2 separate regions of the Homo sapiens genome follow, and region 2 is linked to region 1. The links are chromatin loops, found by intact Hi-C in ENCODE. Cell type or tissue: K562. All regions are shown on one strand. Links, peaks and the distances in the headings refer to the core of each region. The heading gives the core; the rest is flanking DNA. Region 1 overlaps MBNL1 (muscleblind like splicing regulator 1). Region 2 has its middle 26 kb from the start of MBNL1.

Region 1 (8,349 bases), core at 291-8,290:
TATACAGCCTAGATGTGTAGTAGGCTATACCATTTAGGTTTGTGTAAGTATACTCTATGATGTACACACAACAATGAAATACCCTAATGACACACAGAATATATCCCCATTGTTAAGGCATGACGTGTGTGTGTGTGTGCACGCACGTGTGTGTACATATATATTTTTTAAATTATTTACAGTTAGTGACTACAGATATATTTATATAAAAGGGAGTTCAAATTATTCATATTTGTATGTTTACACTATTTCTTTAAAAAAATTCCTTTAGGTTATTTAACAATATTGTTGAATGAATAAGTCTAGTTAAATGAATTTTATATGGGTATAAAAGGGAGTTAGAATTATTACTATATTGATCCTATCACTTTTTTAAGTTCCTTTATCATTTAAAAATAATGTCCAATGAGTAAGTACATTTGGATAAATTTTGAATTAAATATAAAATCTATTTTTTACATAGAATGCAAATGTAATGTTAAAGAGAAGTAACCAGTAATTGCAAAGCAAAAAATGCAAATTCTACACAAGTTTACTTAGGCAGTTAGCAAACTGAAACCAGTATAACCCCATTTTTGGCATGTGGCAAGTCTGTTGCTGACCTGTTACTGAATCTGGCTCCCACAAACCGTCAGTCTATTACTTAACAGTATCCTGGCTTAAATAGACTCAATAAAACAAATGTAATTCACTAGCACTGTCTCATGCTTATTAAATTCATATGCAAAACAAATCCAAAATGTGCCTTGAGCCTTGTTAAGAGTCTATACATGTTGCTTTCTGTTGCTCTTCTTGTCACAGTAGTAGGATGCACAGATCTTTTATTAGGTCAATTTAACTATTGATTTCTACTCTTAGCGCTTAAAAAATGCCAGAAAAATGTTAACTTTTTCAGTCCACTGCTGCAGGGGAGAAAACCTCACAAAATTAGTGATTATAAATGAAAAAAATCAATCAATAAAACTGTCACGTAAAATAACTCATACCAATCTTGTTACATATCAAAACTGACATTTTTTCCCAGCCCAGTTATCAGACTGAGATAATATAGATGTATTTTTTAATCTTTGTGGTATCGTAATTAGAATAATTCAAGTTAAATGATTTTAGTGTTCTATATACAAGGCTAGTTTGCATTTCCGTGACATAGCCTTTCAAAAAGGGAGCTGCGTCAATTTTTAATGAAATGCATGACCTAATTTACAACTGTAATGACTATAATTAGTCTAATAGTTTGTGTTTTTTTAATCTTGGGGATGGGGCAAGGAAAGTTATGGCATGGGTCAGGAGCTATGAACGCTGGTGATGTACCACATTCTATTCCATTTTAAATTTAATACAAATAAAGTAATATTTATTGGAAGGCTACAATGTGTTAGGCTTAAGAAGACTAAGGCACGGCCTTATAAAGCTTCCAGACAGGGAACATGGAGTTAGAAACCTAACAGCAATGGTCTATATTAGGAGTATGACAGAGTTCTAATGTTTTTCTCTTGTCACTGCATTTTTATGCAGTACAAAAATATGGTTAAAAAAACTCTGTTTTCATTATTTTTTAAAATATCTATACTATAATAACATAACCTGGCTTTTAAAACAGTATCTAAAACAAGAATAAACAGTCTCTGTGTTTGGAATAGATTCTCTTAGGAGATTACTGATATGTCCAGATTTAAAAAACAAAGAACAACCATAACAACAACAACAAAACCTCAGGATAAAATAAATACCACTATCTCTTTCAGTTAGTTTGAAAGTAGATCTGAATACATTTTCTTTTGAAATTGACATGCCACTGTGTGCAATGCAAATAGGAAGCAAGATTGGAAATACACAAAGGCAGAATTACTGAGGAAAAAAAAATCCTTTAAAATTTGATGGAGAAAGGGACACCAGGCTTGATCTACTGTCTCTTGAGCATTTTAATAATTTCCCAACTTGCAAGATTAGAAAATTAGACCTGCTTCTCAATTACTAACGAATAAAATGAATGTAGAAGGAAGACCTCTACACTCATCTCTTTTAAATGCTGCATGAACAAGAGGCTCACTGTTCAAGACATTAAGTATTGCTTCATGGCAAGGGGAGATATTCTGTAAAGTTGTATCATTTTTAAGATTATTACCAGGGACTTACCCTCTCGGAAAACTCACCCTATTTGCAGAAAAAGATGACAGAACTAAAATAATGGATTAGCAGAACTTTACTCTCTAAGCAAATGACTTTTATAAAATCTGAAGTTCCCTGAAGAAGGCCAGTAAGTCTCAATGAGTAACATATCACAATGCTCAAGTGGTGATTGTAGCATTTGTTACCAGCTACATAATTACTCTATTCTAACTCTTAATGAGCCTGAAGTACTAAATTTTTAACTCCCCTGATGATCCTCTTCAAAGTGGATAAATGTAGGTTTCTCCTCAATCAAATATTTAATTGTCAGTACTACTGGCACCAACACACAATCTGGAACATTTTTTTACTCTCTAGAACTTTTCAGTTCTTCTAAAAATAGCTTATATCATACAGATCTTAAAATAATTGTTGGAGAGAAAAAATAAGGAGCAAGTTAATAAGTGGCAGAGTCTAGAGACATACTTCTTGGAAGCTTGGATTCTCTTTTCTACTTCAGATTAAAGATTAGAAGCAGAAGTTGCAACACTATAAAGTATTCACAGTTGGAAGACAAAACTTTTTTTCTAAAATTAGAGTATAGAGAAATTTAGGTGTAACAGAGATATAGGAATCCCTTGACAAATACCGTATGTCCTTGTTAGTGCTATTAGTTTGATAATAAAAACAATAATAATTATACTAATAGTCTGGTTCCCAGAATGTTCCTCTCGTAATAAACACCAATACTAATCAAAACTCTTTTCAATATTCTCGGTAGAGTCAAAAAAGATTAAAAAAAAAAAAAAAGAAAGAAAAAACTGATAATGTTTCTATCCTGGCAGTATCATTTCTCCCTATGCAACCTTTGAAAGCTAAATATTCTGTGTTAAGCTGAATAGTTTTCCAACAAAGCACCCTTATGAAAAGAGAGTTAATACTGTCACCAAAATAACTGTGTATTGTGTCACTGCACAGGCCAATTTATCATTCCCCTCTGAGACATGGGCTGTATATACAGCTATCATATCAGGAAGCCTGACTAGGTCCCCATGTGCTGCCTGCACAAGATAACATACAAAACATGGCATGAGTCCAGGGAAAGGCCTGTTCTAGAAATTTACATCAACAGAACATAAATAGTCCATTATAGTGCCTGAGCAATTTAACTGGATGAGTCCTATCACAAATGAAGGATGCTGGACTCCGCAGAGAAACATTTTATGAGTAATTACATGTTGCTGTCCAACAAATGTCCTATTACACAAAAAGAAATTCTCTAAAGTTGAATTTAAAAACACATAAAATCTTCTCACAATTATTGGTCATAGTCTGGAAGAAACATCGCATTCAATTCACTAAACATTTAATGAATGCCAAGGATATTCAAAACACTATATATATAGAAGTGATTAATGCAAGCTTCTCATTCTTAAGGAGTTTATAAACTAGTGGGGGTTAGAAACAATTTACAAATTAACTGTAAAATCAAGAATAATGTAGTGTATTCTATGACACATAAAAAGGAAGGAAATGCCAAAAAGTGAAGCTATTCATTTTCATGAAGGATGTTGCATTTGATGATCACTGTACAATGAGGGACCCAGGAGTAAGAGCACAAAGAAAGAATTAAACTCTTCTGTCAATTGCGACCACAGGTTGACTACAGATGCAAGAGTTGGACAAAAATCAAAAAGGCATTCTGTAAGAATCAATTGGCCATATAGAATTTAAATGTTGAGCATTGTATATTTTATTATAATTTTAATTGTCTTCCATGTCATTTTATTAGTAAATTTTATAATAAGCATAATGTATACACATGCATTTTTTTGGAGAGTCTGTTGTCCAGCCAAAAAAAAAAAAAAAAAAAAAAAAACAGTATAGAACTTTAATGCCACCGTAACCAAGGCCTCAGAACAGTCAAGAAAGTTTTGTCACTTGGACTCGACCTTAATAGCAGTTTTCATCTGTCAGGTGTGTCAATGATGCCATTTTCCTGAAATGAAGACAATATATTCTAGTTTTTGCTGTGATTTAACTAGTCACATTTAAAGGGTCCTAATGACCTCAAGATCTTTATGGATATGATTAAACCCTAACCTCACCACTCCTTGGTTCCCTATCTGTAAAACTAATGAACTGCATGACATCATTTCTAAGGACTCTTCTGATGGCAATTCTAACACACTAAATCAGCAGAGTTCAATGTGGAAAGTGACAAAGGAAAAAATCATCTCTAAATGCTAAACAAAACCATTGAACACTGCACAAGCAATCTTTTAAAATGCAAAGAAAAAACACATTTTAAACTTAGGCCCCCCAAAAAAAGGTTTTCCGTGAAGCTAAATCTAACACCTGAAGTTTTTGTTATCATATTTTAAAAGCTTTGATTATATGAAGACTTGACTACTCACTGATTTGTCTCTCCAACTTACTCTAGTAAAAATGTAAGTAGAACCACAACTGAATCTCAATTTTTTTCCAAGCTACTTCAAAAATGCTAGAGGAACTTCCAGTAGTACAAATAAAAATAAGGTTAGTAGGTTGTATTCCAAGTTTTAAATATTAACATGATATTGAATAATCATAATAATCAGGGGACTTTAAATAGGCAGGATATTACAATTTGAACTGGTTGCAGTCTGTGAATGCCTGTAGAGTGTCTTTTTTTGAATCTGGATTGATTTTACTTCTGTTCTTCAAATTGACATAATAATAGCTAGTCACAGCTTAGAAACAAGATTTGCAGCCTGTCTTTTCAAAGATCTATGTAGTAATGATAAACCCAGTGGTTTGAATCCATCAAGCTCATGCTAAGCACTATGTCTCTGGGTGAACAGTTGCTGCTGGACAATGAATCTTTTCAAACTACCTAGAAGAGAATCTGTAAACCCACAAACAAATGATTCTCCATCAATCAAGTCCTATTTTAATTCAAATGCAGTTTAGAACCACACAGTGGAATACATTTGCAGTAATTTTATAAACTTAAAACATTTTATCATTAGAACAAATAAAATGCAGTTTTATTTGTACTAATGAAATAAAAAACATAGCTCAATAAATATAATCTCCAAAATTCTACCATGAATTAAAACTTGTAATGATGCTACATAATTTCTTGTTGAGTTTCAAGACATTGCAAATATAGTAAGCAGTATCCGTTTTAAGTTTTGTCGTAAGATAAATACATTTTAATGATCAAACCACTTTCAAAATGCTTGTAACGTGAGACTGCTTTTTTCTTCCAACGGTGACCTGTTTTTCTCTAGAACAGTCACTAAGAAAAATATTTTTCAGCTAGTCATAAGAATGACTTCCTTAGCAGCCCTTTCCTTTGTACCATTAAACAGTCTGGAAAATTGCTTGCTTGACTCATTCACACTGTCAAAATATACTACAGGCTAAGGTTGACCATCAATTTTCTCTGTATCCTGTAACAACACACCCAATTTATGCATGAAGTTCTAAAGCAACAGTACTTGCAGTCTTAGGACTACTTTCATACATTAATATTTTGCAAAACTATATTCACATAGGCTAATCTATTCATTTGTTGCAGCTAAAGGATACTACTTGTTGTACATGAAAATCTGTATACATTTAAGTCCACTACAATTAAAAGGTAAATGACCAAATGAACGAAATAAAGTCCTTAGGTTACAATGTATCCTTTATCGTCTTTTTGAACATCTCGTTGAACATCTATTTGAAAACAGAACTTGATCGATGAAGAATCATTTGTTTGTGGGTTTACAGATTCTATGGGTTTATAAATAAGAATCAGTTAGAAATTCAAAGAGAAGATATTAGACTTACTTGGAGATAACTGTGGAGTTATTTCAAGATTAAAAAAATAAAACAAAAAATAGGCCAGGCACGGTGGCTCACGCCTGTAATCCCAACACTTTCAGAGGCCAAGGTGGGTGGATCGCTTGAGCTCAGGATTTCAAGGCCAGCCTGGGTAACATGCTGAAACCTCATCTATACAAAAAATACAAAAATTAGCCCGGCATGGTGGTGCATGCCTGTAATCCCAGATACTCAGGAGATTGAGGCGGGAGAATCACTTAAACCCAGGAAGTGGAAGTTGCAGTGAGCTAAGATTGCGCCACTGCACTCCAGCCTGAGTGACAGTGAGACTGTCTCTGAAAAAAAAATTTTTTTAAAGGAATAAATAATTTGAAATTCTTTATACAACTAAAATAGTCACAAAGTCATATCAGGTAGTCACAGAACTCCACATAAATTTATAAGAATCTTTTAAAAGTTAACACATTATTTTATCAACTGGCTGATTTGTCATTAATAAAGGAAGTTAATAAAGCAGAATGGAAGATCTGTAGAAAATGGAGACCTGCTAACTACAACCAAGGTACCATCAAGTAGCTTTTTTTTGTTTGCTTTTTAGGGACCAAAAATCATAGGAAACGGTATTTATAAAGAAAAATATATATTTTTTGAATCAGAAATTTAATGGGGACAGTTATGAAACAGTTACTGTACCTTCTAACTATGAATAAGAAATTACTAAGCAGGTGAGAAGGTTATTTTATCTTCTTAATCTTTTTAAAAATTCATCCATAGTTTTAATAAGCAAAGCAAAATAAATAAATAAATAAAAGAAGAAAAAGAAGGAAGAGGAGGAAGAAAAAGAGAAGGCAAAGCCAGCTCTATCTGAAAGTCTGGAGCATGTGAAAATTTCCAGATGGTTTTATCCTTAGGAGATAAATACATCTTCTCTATAGATTGAGAAGTCATGGCAAAAATACTATGTTCCCAGAACCTCTCAGCAGTATTAAAGGAATGGTTGTTAATCAGAGGCACACAGCTTTTAAAATATATATCTGCCCATGTCTGTTGATTTAGAAATTCCAACTAGGTGATGGAGCAAGCAGGACTAGGTGATGGAGCATGAAGGTCTAGGTGATAGAGCAAGCAGTGGGGTGAGAGAATAAATAAATATATTCCAAGTCTCTTCTGCTTTGTGCAGGCAGGACGCTTGGAAAAGTACCTGAGAAGCTATTTGCACACAGTGGGCATGCCATGCAAGCTGTTGACTCACATGGAATTAAGTGGATCTTGCTATTAGTATAGCTGATCACTAGGCAAAAGAAAGGTTTGGGTCTAATAGGTATTTGCAGCAAAGTGGTCCAACTGGCAAAATCTCTTACACTCTCTACTTTCAACGCTGAGTTTTCACTTTTCTACTGTTAAAGTTCAGAACTGACAAGTTTGAGGCCGCAGGTTTAACGTGCATTTTTTAAAAGGCAGTCATAATTGTTTATGCTCCCTCATTCTTCAAAATTCATATGCTAAGCCAGATAAACCAGAGGTGACAAGAGGTTACAGATCAAAAGCCCTGAAAGGTATTAATACAGGGAGAGAGTGGTACTTCTTCAATTTATCCTGAAGCAAATACATTTTGAAAAGTCAAGCAAACCCTTGGGGCCACAATGTGACGAGAAATAACTGATAAGGAGTACTTTATTAATATTACAGTTATTTTTATTATGAGAACTTCAGAAATTCTTCCTGATTTAATATTTCCATAAGACGTGTGGGTGTGTGCGCGCGCATATGTGTGTGAGAGAGAGAGGAGTGAGAGAGAGAGAGAGAGAGAGTGTGTGTGTGTGTGTGTGTGTTCACACGCTTTCACTATTATCTGTAGAAACTTGTCTGCTGGAAAACGTTTCTTTAAACTTTGGTTTGGCTCCTACTTTGGAGCTGATGGGAAATAAAAACTTTTCCATGGATTAGAGCCAACTGAGCTGCTAAAACAAAAGGTAACATTCATTAGAGAACCATGGCACCATGATCTCATTCTGAAGGTTAATTTTTTTTTTTACATTAAGTGTGAATTGTCTAAAGCTTAGAAAATTCAAACTGCAAAATAATGTCAAAGAAAATAATACTGGCTTTATCTTAAATGTTATTACATGGAAATTTTTTTATCAAATACGAAACAAAACTGTAGTAAGCAAAAAGAACTCATCAGATTCTTAATAATTTAGCTTAATTTTCTATCTCTGTAATTTCCTCCAAAATGTGGGCACCAACATACACAACACATCTTGCTTGTTATTTTTTCTTATATCCAGTAATAGGGAGTTTCAGAGAAGTGGATTTTTCTCAATAAAACATGACAATCTAAAGGTGTTAACCCCCCCTTGATTTTTAAAGGAAATATAGTGGGAATATATTAGGTTTTACAAAGCATCTGCTAACCAAATACCA
Region 2 (8,349 bases), core at 119-8,118, 77 kb after region 1:
GATCATCCACTTCACACAATCAAACTATGCCTTATTAAGACAGAGACCAAATTTTACAATACTATACACAGCAGTCATCCAGTCTCAATTTTTATTAGATTCAATGAAAACTTCTTAGACAATCATGTCACATAAACATAATCTACTAAAACACAGTAAAATATATACTACAGCTCAGAAGCCAAAATTAAATTTTCCAGTAATAAATTATTTATCATATTTATGATGAATAAACAATAATATTAAATAATTAATATTAAATATTTGTTAATATTTATTTACCATTAATATTATCATGGAAACTCAGATGAGCACTCATTTTTTTCTTATGTAAAGACAATTTTATCAAAGAGAGAACAACTTAAAAACTTATTTTCCATAATCTAGAACTAGGATGTTCATTCAGACTTTACTAATTATTGACAACAACAACAACAACAACAAATCTGTCTTGCCAGAAAGATAGTATCTTCTCTGCTGCTTTAGCCTTCATTTGCTGTTCTGAATTACACTTATGACCAATTTATATTGTAATCTCCTTGGGCTATGTTTCCTTGTGATTGTTAGCCATTATTTAGTATATTACCATACTACATATAACACTTAATAGCTCATGATATCAAAATATCTCATAGTTAAAATTGTGGACATTTGAACTTCTGATGGAAGTAGTTGTGTTTATTTTTAAGGTTTCTTTATTTTTATATTTTTAGAGACAGAATCTGGCTCTGTCACTTAGGCTGGAGTGTAGTGGTGCAATCACAGCTCACTGCAGCCTTGATCTTCTGACTTAAGCCATTCTCTTGCCTCAGCCTCCAAAGTAGCTGGGACTACAGGCTTGAGCCCCTAGACCTGACAAGCAGTTGTGTTTAATTAGTGTGTGATAAAGATGAAGAAGCACAATTGTAACGGATTTCTAACAACCATCAACTTAATTTTAAAATTTTCATCGAGTTAAGTATGTCAAATTTGATTCAACAATTCACATCTGAGTTTGTAACAGTAACACTCTGCTTTCCTTCTCCCTATAATAAGAAGACAGCAACTATTGGTGCAACTTATTGGTGTAGTGCATGAAAATACGTAAAACAAACCAACAAAAAACCAACTAGGTACTAGGTAACATACTAGAACCAGTAATAACAGCACCATTTACCAAAATTTATCAAAAATTAAATCTATTAATTGATGGGATAGTGTGGACTTTCTTTTTTGGAAGCCATGAGATTAGTCTAATTTTTTCAAACCAAATTAAGAAAGCTTCAAATACATCTTGGGATATTTATACTTACCAAATCTCACACGGTAAATGTGTGATGTATGAAACTTTCTCAAAAGGATTCAATTATGAAAATGCTCAGAGGCAAACTCTTCAAACCTCCATATGTATATATAGCCAGAGTAGTTCACTTAAACAGATTTTTCTTCTCAAAGCTGTATTAAACACTCCTTAATGTTTTTACCAAAGTATAAAGAAACCAACAGCTTTTAAAAGGAAGATTTAAAAATTGCTATATTATGAATACAATTGTATTAAATACAGTTAATATGTGTAGGTATTATTCTGGATTAGTGCAAATTTGAATAAAAGTTTCTAGGATCTAGATTATTTTAGAATTTCACTAATAAGATCAGTTTCAGTTTAGTTTGATTTCCAATTATCAAACCAAATGTCTTACTTTGTTTTCATTCTTACTATATTTTAAGCATTATAAATACAAATTAAACTTATTTAGAAAACAATACATTTTAAAAATTAGATTTGCATATTTCATTTAAAATTTTAAGTCATGCTGTCTACACTACAAATTAATTTTTCTAAACAAATATCATCATAAAGTGATGATATAAAAATAATACTGAAATGTCATATTTTAAATGATACAATATATTTTCACGGTGGGTAAAAACAAATGTAAGAATGCTTTTTTTTCTGGAAAGTGCTCAACTAATAATATGCAAAATGAACAAAAGTATATCTGTGAGAGAATATTAGAAATAATCTAGAGCTGGGAAAGAAGAAAAGTTATCAAATTTGTTAATAATCCAAATGCCTCTTCAGCACTAAATTGTGTGCAAAATTACAAATACACAAGAAAGATAACGTTTTATTTTGCAGGTAAAATAATTTGGAGATCAATGAAAACTTTAAATTTTTCCAGGTTTTTAAAAGCTTGTATGTGAAGCTGAAGCTTTGTAAATGTATTAAACTTTTTATTTAAAATGTCGGTTACTTACTTGAAAGAGTTATCAGGTTTATCTAATCTACACTGTAATGTGGCCAGCATTTAAATTGTTGCTATATAAATAGCAATCCAAATAATAAAATGAAAAATAGCAAATAATTGTTCTTACCTCTATGCTTAGTTATAGTTGCTTGTTAAGCTGCTTCATGGGTTGAGACAAACTACCAGCACTTCAAAGAGCTCAGTTCTCTGCTCAACTCTCTTCTCTAGTTACATTATTTTTTTTCCTCTGCAAAAGGATAGTCCACCAAAAGAGGAAGTTATGAAATAACAGTCATTATGCTTTATCCATTTTATGGGGCATGGAAAATTATTCATAAAGCTTACACTTGAAATCACAGCAACAGGCTATAATTGGTGCCTGTACACATATATAATTAAAGTATATGCATGTTTATATGTGTAAGCAAATTTTAGAAAAGTTAAGCTATTGAAACCTATAGTTGGCCTGGCACGGTGGCTGACGCCTGTAATCCCAGCACTTTGGGAGGCTGAAGCGGGCAGATTACCTGAGGTCAGGAGTTCAAGACCAGCCTGGCCAACATAGTGAAACTCCGTCTCTACTAAAAATACAAAAGTTAGCCTGGCATGGTGGCAGGCGTCTGAATCCCACTTACTCAGGAGACTGAGGCAGGAGAATCGCTTGAACTCAGGAGGCGGAGGTTGCAGTGAGCTGAGATCGCGGCCATTGCTTTCCAGGCTGGGAGACACAGTGAGACTCCATTTCAAAAAAGAAAAGAAAAGAAAAGAAACCTATACTTGATTAAGTAGTGCTCGTTTACATAAGGAAGCATCTCCTGTGTGGCTCAATGATCACAGAAAACATTGCTCTATGCAGAAGAAAACTGTCCAGCTGATATATGGGAATTAACTTGCTTTTACAAGTCTAATTAATTTAAAGTCTTTGAAGTATGACACAAATGCTAATCTGACTACAGGCATCTTATTAAAGGAAGAAAAAAAAAAAACCTCCAGTAAACAGACATTTTCCTGGAATTTGGGTAGCGGTTTTTTACCTACAAGTCTCAAACTTCCTTTCTCATGAATAGTTGCCTGTTACATATAGATAAAGCACTGCAAAACTGAAACTGTTACTTACACATGAACTATGGTCTTTCACTACTTCAGCCACAAGAGTAAAAAACAGGTGCAGAGGTGCAGATCCTGCAAAACTGAACATTTAGCTGGCTAAGTTTCTTACAGGTTGGAGTAGTAAATGAGAATATTTAAAGGACAGTAGGGACAATGGTTGAAAAAAGACATAAAAAAGTTGATCAAAGCAAGTACTACTGCCAAATTCAAATAAAAGGATATATACAAATATATTTATCATGGGTTTAGGTTGCCAGATAATAGAAGCCAATGTGTAGCTTCATTTTTTATGTGTGGCAGTTGCTCCCAAACTCCCTTGCTCATTGGGGAAGAAGGAGATGGATTGCAAGAGCAATACAGTAATTATGCAAACCTCCACATGTTGCAAGAACCACTTTCTGGACTTTAGAAGCTATCATGCTGTCACTGCACCACACTCTTTGCTTTTTATTTAACCTTATGTCCAAAGAGGCATTAAAGAGTACTTAGACTGGGCACAGTGGCTCACGCCTGTAATCCCAGCACTTTGGGAGGCCGAGGTGGGTGGATCACTTGAGGTCAGGAGTTCGAGATCAGCCTGGCCAACATGGTGAAACCCCATCTCTACTAAAAAAAATACAAAAATTAGCCAGGCACTTTGGCAGGCCCCTGTAATCCCAGCTACTCAGGAGGCTGAGGCAGGAGAATCCCTTGAACCTGAGAGGCAGAGTTTGCAGTGAGCCGGGATCCTGCCACTGCACTCCAGCCTCGGCCATAGGGTGAGACTCCGTCTCAAAAACAAACAAACAGAGTAATTAGGAGATGATTAGAAGCTGAAATATTTTCCATTTCACCTAAACTCATACTTAATGTGAGTTTGCAGGAAGTTAAATAAACCAAATGCAGAAAGCTGTCCCCTCCATAAAACGCACAAAAAACAAAAACAAATAAACGAACAAAACCCCAGTATGTCATTGATATCAAATTTTATTTGAATTCCTTTGTGAACTACTTATAAGGAAATCCCTACAGAGAAGTTGTCAATGTGATTAAAATTGCTTAGATTCTATGTGTTTAGACAAATTTTAAATATTATTGTATTTGGGTATCATTATATAAAACACTAGGCTTATCAGTCCCCAAAGACCCAGTCACACTCTGGAAGCATAGTCCTCAATGTCTGCTGTAATTTTAATGTATTTCCTCAATATTTGTGTACCTTTTGCCTGAATAGTGGATGTATATCTCTACTTCTCTTCTTCTCTAATGATCCCTTCCAGGCTGATAAATATGCTCAAGTTTCTTCCCTATTAAAAATTCCTCCTCTGACTGACTTGTCATATTACTTTCTTTTTCTTCATCAGAACTTTTTGAGAAAGTTGCCCACATTGACTTGAGCCCTTATATCTTTTTTGTATGTGTGTATGGTAGAATATATTTAACAAAATTTACCATTTGAACCATTTTTAAATGTACAGTTCAGAGGCATTAAGTACATTCACACTGTTAGGCAACCATCACCACCATCTATCTCCAGAACTTTCTCATTCTTCTAGACTGAAACTCTGTACCTATTAAACAATAACTGAACGTTCCTTCCTGCCCTCAACCTGGCAACCACCATTCTACTTTCTATCTCTATGAATGTGATTACTCTAGGTACTTCATATGAATGGAACCATATGACATTTGTCCATTTGTGTCTGGCTTATTTCACTTAGGTTCATCAAAGTTGCAGCATGTGTCAGAATTTCCTTCCTTCTTAAAGCTGAATAATATTCTATTGTATGTATATACCACATTTGTTTCCTATTTATCAGATGATGGACACTTGAGTTGTTGCTATCTTTGGCTATTGAGAATAATGCTGCTATAAACATGGGTGTGCAAATATCTGTTTGAATCTTTGCTTTCATTTTTTTTGTATATACACCCAGAAGTGGAATTGAATCATACTGTAATTTTATACTTTTTGAGGACCCACCATACTAAGTCCACCTATCTTTCTCACATTTCTTCCTCCTGCATGGGTTTCTGCTTCCTCCTATTTATCAAGACTCTTGCCAAAATCACCAGTGATCTCCCTGTTACCAAATCCAAAATCCAAAAGCCCTCTTACTTGACCTGTTTTCAGCACATGCCAATGTTGACCACTTCCTCCTCCAGGAAATGTTATCTGTCTTTCAGCTCTTGACTTCACTCTCACCTTCTGATTATGTGGCAACTTCTCTGATTTATTTATGAGTCTTTAAACTCTGCTCCTCTAGTAAATGTTGCCACTTCTCAGGATTCTGTCCTGGGCTTGCTCTCCTTACCCGACAATCTCACTATCCTTGCATGGTTTTAACTGGCAAATACTGATTGCTCCCAAATCTCTGTTTCCAACCCAGTTATCTCCCTAGAAAAGTTTTCACCAATGCAAAATATAAAATCATTTCTACTTGCAATGTACAGAAAAGAGTCTGCATAGAGGCCCTAAGATAAGCCTCAATTAATTTTTCAATTCTACTATTGTTTAAACTTCAGCAGGTCAGGCAACATTTTTGAGCCCTATTTCCTCACCTGTAAATGGGGCCTTAAATGACCACCTAATACGGTTACTGGAAGTATAAAACAAAGACTACTTAAACACTTTCTTATGTTTATAGTATTAAAAATACAGTTAAAGCAAAAGTCCATTTTAATTCCCTCTAACATGATTCTTCTCCCTAGAAATAAGTAATACTATCAGTTTGATGTGTATACTTGCTTAACTATTTCCTGTATAATTACCTGTAAGACACATAAGGAGTTAAATAATTTTGTGGGGTTTTAATGTAAATAACATCACACTGTATGTTCTTCACTGGGACTTTTAAAAAGCTTAATATGGCTTGAAGGTATCCCAAGACATACTTTTGAACTGATTCATATATATCTAATTCCCTCACTGATTGAATTTGTGTTACTCTTCACAGCTAAAAATAATGTGATCAGTTGAGCATTTTAAATATCTCTCTAAAAGTAGTACAAGTCTTTATGTGAGGTAGATACAGGAAAGTAGAATTGTTAGGTCAGAAGGCATATACATTTAAAATGTTAATTGTCACTGCCAAATGGCCCAGTCAAAAAAGGTTTAATCTCCAACATTTCCTGTTTTTTTATGCGATTGCCAGTATTTGCTTTAATTAAACTTTTAAAGATTTGCCAATCTGATGGACAAGAAAATGGAGTCTTAATATTTTTATTTTGCTTTTCCCTGATTACTGTGGATATTGAACACATATTAATGTTGTATCCTCCTTTACAATTCCAGTTTTGTGAACTACCTGTTAATTCATTCCAAACTTTTCTTTTTATTTTATCTCATTATTATTTTTTTTACCTGATCACCTACTACCAGGACCAAACATTTCTTTATTGCATAATTGTCAGCTTTTTATTGATATGTAGGATTATAAGTACATTCTGTTTGAATGCATTGCAATAATTTTTCTTTTTTGGTGATGGTCCATTCTCCCCATCCTCCATTTTAGGGCTTTTCATGCTGGCTATGGTAACCTCTTGAGATGACCCTAATATTCTCTGATAATGTCTTTGATTTCTGGCACAAGATAGCCAGGTTCATTTTGTGTATTTCTTGCCCCAGAACTGAAATCACCCATTTCTCTAAAGAACCTTCGTTGCTTTTGGTAGACAGGGATTTTTGAGATCACCATCTAAACCTTAGTAGTGCTTATTGCTATTGAGTTATTACTAGCATTTGGAATAAACTCAGTCAACACATTGTTAGTTTCTTCTATGTGCCAAGCAGTACATAATTGCAAGAAAAAATACATTTAAACATGTGTTAGGAGTTTATAATATATATGAACATGTTACATCATATATTGCATTAAAAATAGTTTATGATTAATATATCTAATACACAAAAATACCTTCTTTTTAAATACAATTCGGGCACTATTTTCTTATGAAAGGATATTTTGATAAAGGTAACAATATAGTAATAATCACATTTTGCATTTAGAACTTTCAAAATACCCTTCCAAAGAAATTTCAAAAACCATGCAGATTAGAAAAATATTAAAGTTTTCGTATTTCCCATTATTTTCATTTGCATTTACCATTTTAATCCTAAATCGGCTTTCTTCTTCTTTTTCTTCTTTTTTTGTAAATTTTGCTATTATGCGCCTATCACATAGAAGAAAATAAGCATCTGTGCATATGTCCCTGGAAACAGATTTCAAGTAAAATAAAATAAATATATTTATGGTTTTAACCACTATTTCTTTCTCAAGGTATATTTTCATGGCCACTTTAAAACTACTGAAGTAGCAATATTTCAACTGCTCTTTTCATAGCTCAGTGGTGACAGAAATATTTCTGGTTCACTGATTTTGTTTTTTACTTATTAAGAGAATGGCTTAAATATTTTAACATTCTTTAACATAAATAAATAAATATTTATGTTAACATTTATATTTATATTTATCTTAACATAAATTTAAATATTTAAATTCTTTAACATGCAGTTAAAGAATTGAAGAGGATAGCATAGTCTGATTATTTTCAAGTATCTCTGACCCTTAGTTTCCTTACATATAAAAGTGGATGATAATACTAACTCCACTGGGGTACTGTGAGGATTAATTGAATATCATAGGTACAGGGCCAAGAAGACCGTGTTTCCTGAGAACGATGGTGATGAGCATTTTCAAACCTAATTTGTGAATGAATAGTTGGACAAAAATATTCTTCTAATTTTTGAATATATTTATTTGAAAACATAGCAAAGGTTAACAAATCACATCTAGTTGTACATTTATATTACATTGATTGTGTTTACTAAGAAAAATGAACTTTAAAAAACTAGGAATATAGGAGATTTATGGAGAGTCATTCATTCAATACTTTGTATCTGCTATATGTAGGGAGTTATGATAGGGACTGGGAATACAAATAAATTCCAGCTAACTTTGGCTAATGGATGGATCAGCATGATATAGAGAAGAGAGAATTTGGAGTGCTTATTTGTATCTCCTTTATGCTG

The links. Hi-C counts contacts between places; a loop is a spot of excess contacts. Peaks named below come from ENCODE experiments on the same cell type or tissue, not always from the same donor. Only the 100,000 strongest peaks of a DNase experiment are listed, where the experiment ranks them.
Region 2: it touches region 1 in a loop (4-fold over the local background); 2 of 110 quality-filtered maps call a loop at or near these places.

What each region holds. Positions count from the first base shown.
Region 1 is chr3:152,315,254-152,323,602 of GRCh38, reverse strand. All of the region lies in intron 2 of MBNL1 (muscleblind like splicing regulator 1), which reads right to left. Among named protein-coding and RNA genes, the nearest start is that of MBNL1-AS1, 50 kb to the right of the region's middle. In K562, for the core only: a CTCF peak has its summit at 3,302; a DNase peak (open chromatin) is centred at 3,142.
Region 2 is chr3:152,238,447-152,246,795 of GRCh38, reverse strand. It overlaps a transcript of MBNL1 not described here. Among named protein-coding and RNA genes, the nearest start is that of MBNL1, 26 kb to the left of the region's middle. RefSeq lists enhancers at 2,971-3,100, 3,231-3,290. In K562, for the core only: no CTCF peak of the experiment used is centred there; DNase peaks (open chromatin) are centred at 2,435, 3,325 and 5,473; H3K4me3 peaks cover 3,445 bases.